Regions from separate parts of the Homo sapiens genome. Here region 1 is linked to region 2. A link is an interaction called in ENCODE POLR2A ChIA-PET data of the cell type or tissue named here. Cell type or tissue: Caco-2. All regions are shown on one strand. Region 1 overlaps XRCC5 (X-ray repair cross complementing 5). Region 2 overlaps SMARCAL1-AS1 (SMARCAL1 antisense RNA 1).

Region 1 (2,500 bases), 220 kb after region 2:
TATGTAGAGAATCCTAAGAAGTATATTTAAAAAACCACAAGAACTAATAAGTTTAATAAGGTTGCAAGATATAATAAATAAATAATTTCATTTCTATATACCAGCAACAAATAATCCAAAAATAAAATTAAAAAACAATTCCACTCACAACATCATCAAAAAGAATACTTGGCAATAAATTTAATAAAAGAGCTGTATAGCTTGTACACTAAAAACTATAAAACATTATGGAGAAAAAATAAGATCTAAATAAATGAGTAACTATTCCATGTTCATGGATAACTCAGTATTATTAAAATGGCAATTTTCCCTTAACTCTTCTATAGACTCAATAAAATCCCTATCAAAATACCAGTGGGTTTTTCATATAAATTGAAAAGCTGGGCCAGGCACGGCAGCTCACGCATGTAATCCCAAAACTTGGAGGCCAAGGCAGGTTGATCACCTCAGGTCAGGAGTTCAACCAGCCTGGTCAACATGGCGAAACCCTGTCTCTATTAAAAAAATACAAACATGAGCCAGGCGTAGTACCTCATGCCTGTAATCCCAGCTACTCAGGAGGCTGAGGCACGAGAATCACTTGAACCCGGGAGGTGGAGGCTACAGTGAGCTAGGATCGCACCACTGTGCTCCAGCCTGGGTGACAGAGTGAGACTTTGTCTCAAAAAAAAAAAAAAAAAGAAAAGAAAAGCTGATGCTAAAGTTTCCATGGAAACGCAAATGACATAGAGTAGTTAAAACATTTTTAGAAAAGAACAAAGTTGGAGTGTATCCGAGTATTCTATTTTTTAGTCTTTTTTTCTTAAACTTTTCCTTCTGAGGCCCTTTGTATTAACTTTTTAGTTATGAAATAACAACCTTTACTCTCCTCCTTTCCACCAGACACTCCACTGCATTGCTAGCTTGTCTAATTATGTTTGCTTAGAAGTTCCAGAGACAATCCAGGTATCTATAGAATGTTCCACCACCGGGTTATTACTTGAAGGCTGCAGCTAATTTACAACTCGTCAGGCCCAAGATGGCGCCAGCCCATTCAACAGATGGTGCAATAACTCAGGATTATCAGAACAAGTCATGTAGGCCAGCATCACCTTGCAACCTCCCACCACCTGTGTGCACTCCAGACCCAAACTGACTATGAACAGGTCCCAGGAATTTTTGGGTGTGAGAGAAATGTTCTTTGAACTGTGGTGATAATTTCACAACTCTATAATTTACAAAAGATCATCAAATTATACTTACCAGTATATTTTATAGTAGAAGATTTTACTTCAATAAAGCTATTTTAAAAAGTAGAATTAATAAGTGCAATTTATCTAAGAGACTTGTAGAGATTTACCACAGACAGAAGAGAGAAACTAGATGTTTCTATCACAGAATAAGTATGAAAACTTAGACAGTGTATCTTACTCTCAATGCCCCAAGAAAACATTATTGGATTCCAAGAGCAAGGGAATTGTAAAAAAGTAGTTCTTATATGAGCAATGGCTCCTGACTTCAAATGGCTACCAATGAAATACCATATTATCCTGAGTGTTATGGCTGAGCCTCATTACCACTGAGAGACATGAACAGATAACTACAGATTTCAGTAGTTTAATCTGACAGAGGAAAATAAAAACGGGCCTTTAATTATGACTATTAACTGAAGATTTTTCTCCAACCTCTAAAACATAAGGAACCTCTAAAAACAAGTTAAATTTTCTCCCATTTCCAAAGACATCTAAGCTGGTAATATTCTCCAGCCCTGCTGAAACTGTTCTATAAAGGAATTAAACTCCCTTCCCTTTTCTGGCCAAAGAAGCAAGCACGACATTTTTCTAGGTTTTATGTAGACACGCATGGATCTGACAGGCTAACTGTACCAAATTACACTTGCCACTTCTTTCTGTGTCAGCATATTTTTTGCCTTGGGCATGCAATTTGAAAGGGGAGGACCCAAACACTTTTATTGCATTTAAGTGGAACTCCTAGCTGTTTCTTGGCTCCTCTTAACACATTTCAGTTCATTAGTGACTATTTTAACAAAAGCCTAACATCCTTTCCTAAATATCTTAATTGGTTAAGAGCGTCTGTTGTTTGCCACCAGCAGTCACTTCAAGTCATTGATTAAAGCAGTTTGCACATCAGCACAATCTGAAACCGGTTTCCTTTTTCAACCAGCTGGGCTTAAGGAGCAATCTTGAAGACAGCCCAATTCAAGGAGAACCAAGTACAATACCCTACATGACATGACAATGACCTACCATGGAAGGAAGAACTGCAGAATTTAACAGGAGGTGGAAAGAAAGAACCAAATTGCCATGAGTAAATCCTTGAACTGCTCTCTGTCTCACAAATCATACTCATTAGCACTTACTGCAAGGGTGAATTCTAAGAGCAAGCTGCAGGCCCTTTCTCCTAAGCACCCAAGAGTTCTGCATTTCCATCGGAACCAATTGTGAGCACCTGCCTTGTTGCACTGATGGCCCAAGTCATTGATGCAAGCTGAAATGATATG
Region 2 (2,500 bases):
ACCACTGATTTGACTTCCCTGGTCTCAAGGGAGGGGACACTGCCCACTGCTCTGCTCTTTGGTCCCAAATGGGTACCAGACTCTTCCCTCAGCCTCTACAGCATCACTGAGACCAGGCTGCAAATCTTAAAGAGACTTTTCTGTAAGTCGGAGATTAATGGAAGGAAATATAAAAACTGAAAATTACCAAAACTCTTGCCCGATATCAGGTTCTTCCCTAGGATCTGTTTCCTTGTTTGGCTCCTGGGCTGCCTACATTTGGCAAAGGGTAGCCTTCCTTCTGCCCCAAAATGCACTCACTGGGAATATCCCACTCCTCTCTTGGGACGCCAGATAAAGACATACCCTGCTCTGGGGAAAACGAACACTTTTTTTTCTTTCCACTCTCTGTCTCTCCTCTTTATATCCTTATAGCCAGCGTCAAATCAAATTCTTGCCAGGATGATGGACAATGAGAGCATCCATTAGCTTCAAGGGCAAGCCCTCCCCGTTCCTCCACCAGGGTGTGTCTGGCCTAGATAAGACAACCACAGAATGGCCTGACATTAATGAATTTTTTCACTTGGGTTTGCTAGTCTTATTCCTGTGCACCTTATTGATGAAGCAATGAATGATGTGACCTAAGTCAAGGTACCCACCCTAATTCCAACCAACAAGGCCTACACCAAGCATCTTCTTAAGTATTCAGACAGCTTCCTCTTCACACCAGAGCTTATAAATTCCCAGCACAACCTCCAGCACGGATCAACACTATCTTCCCCTCCTCTGGCCATCGTCAGTTCTCCAAGCCCAGGATCATTAATCACTCTGCCACCACCAGGCCCTTTCTGTCAGCCATGGTCCCCTCTGACCTGTCCTGTCAGTCCCCCTCCCTTGCCTCAGCCTCTGACAGCAGAGCTGAGGCTCACACATGTCAGAATGGAATGGGCAAAACCAATCAACAGGGGTGTGAATCTCCCCTACTGCCCACCCTGCCTCCCACCCTTTCATTCCTCTACTTCTCAATAGCACGCCATGACCTGACACATTTAGATTTTTTTTTTCCTTTGAGAAGGGGTCTCACTCTTTTGCCTAGGCTGGAGTGCGGCGGTGCGATCTCAGCTCACAGCAGCCTTGACCTCCCTGGCTCAAGCGATCCTCCCACCCTAGCCTCCTTAGTAGCTGGGACTACAAGCGTGCTCCACCACAGCCAGCTAATTTTTGTACTTTTTGTAGGAACAGGGTTTCGCCATGCTGTCCAGGCTTGTCTGGAACTCCTGGGCTCAAGCAACCCGCCCACCTTGGCCTCCCAAAGTGCTGAGATTAAAGGAGTTAGCCATTGCGCCCAGCCCACACTTGGATTTTTAATTTTTTCCTGGGATTAGCCAAGGGGAAGTGGTGATGAGAAGAAGTGGGGAAGAACTTAGGGAGAACAACAAACTCTGGGGGGTCCTGTGGGGCTTTGGGTGCACCCTAATGCCTGGCTGCCCCGAGCACATAAAAAAGTTCTCCAACTTGGACCCAGATTCCCGTGAGGAGAAAATGCAAAACCTAAATGGAACTGCAAAGGAGAAGCAGAATATGATGCTTTACTTGTGGGCCCATTGTCTTATTTTCTTTACAGCCTGCTTCCTAATTTCTTCAGGGCCCTGGTCATATGGGCATGAATGAATTAAGTGACTGGCATCTCAGTAGGAGGCAAAATTGTAAAGTAGGCCACTCCTGCCTCCTCTGAGCTTCTGGCCGTATTAGCTCTTTGTGCTAAAAGGAGCAGACTCAAGGGCCTCCCTTCCACTCCCAGGAAGCCTGCTTTAATGGTGACCTGCTGGGAAACATGCCCCGTTCTTTGTCATCTAAACCCTTAGCAACTCTAATGGTAGGAATTTCAGGCTTGATAAGAAGGGACGGTGTCCCAGGCAGGTGGGTAGAGGAGATATTTTTAGGCAGGCAGAGCCTCTGAGAACCCGTCAAATCACAGTGGCCCGCCCACTCCACCTGTGTTGTCAGCTTTAAATTTGGATGGTATTTTTGGTGGCACAGAAGAGTCTATGCCTCCTGCCACTGGGAGGGCCCATTCTCCCACCCTGCCATTCTCTGGATGTTCCATCCTTCTCCTCCCCGCTGACCCCAGCACCCAGCTGGCTCCACTCAGCTTGAAGGACAGCAGGCTGCCAGACCAGCCTTGCTAGACTGGCCATCTGTCCCAGAGGAGGGTGGCAGTCCCACCTATCCCAAGGCCTCCCAGGGCTGCTGATACAACTGCTCCAAGAAGAAGATTTTATTTTATTTTAATTAATTAATTAATTAATTTTGAGACAGTGTCTCACTCTGTTGCCCAGGCTGGAGTGCAGCGGCGCGATTTCCACTCCTGGCTCACTGCAGCCTCTGCCTCCTGGGCTCAAGCGATTTTTGTGCCCCAGCCTCCTGTGTAGCTGGGACTACAGGCGTGTACCACCATGCCCAGCCTAATTTTTGTATTTTTAGTAGAACGGGGTTTTGCCATGTTGGCCAGGCTGGTCTT

What was found. ChIA-PET counts read pairs that join two places held together with the same protein. Peaks named below come from ENCODE experiments on the same cell type or tissue, not always from the same donor. Only the 100,000 strongest peaks of a DNase experiment are listed, where the experiment ranks them.
Region 1: POLR2A ChIA-PET joins it to region 2 with 5 read pairs; 2 of 35 experiments call an interaction of 5 or more read pairs at or near these places.

The regions. Positions count from the first base shown.
Region 1 is chr2:216,170,650-216,173,149 of GRCh38, reverse strand. All of the region lies in intron 16 of XRCC5 (X-ray repair cross complementing 5), which reads right to left. Among named protein-coding and RNA genes, the nearest start is that of LINC01963, 45 kb to the left of the region's middle. In Caco-2, no CTCF peak of the experiment used is centred here; a DNase peak (open chromatin) is centred at 1,039.
Region 2 is chr2:216,391,668-216,394,167 of GRCh38, reverse strand. The region is part of intron 2 of SMARCAL1-AS1 (SMARCAL1 antisense RNA 1); the gene reads left to right. Among named protein-coding and RNA genes, the nearest start is that of SMARCAL1, 20 kb to the left of the region's middle. RefSeq lists an enhancer at 1,707-2,236. In Caco-2, no CTCF peak of the experiment used is centred here; no DNase peak of the experiment used is centred here.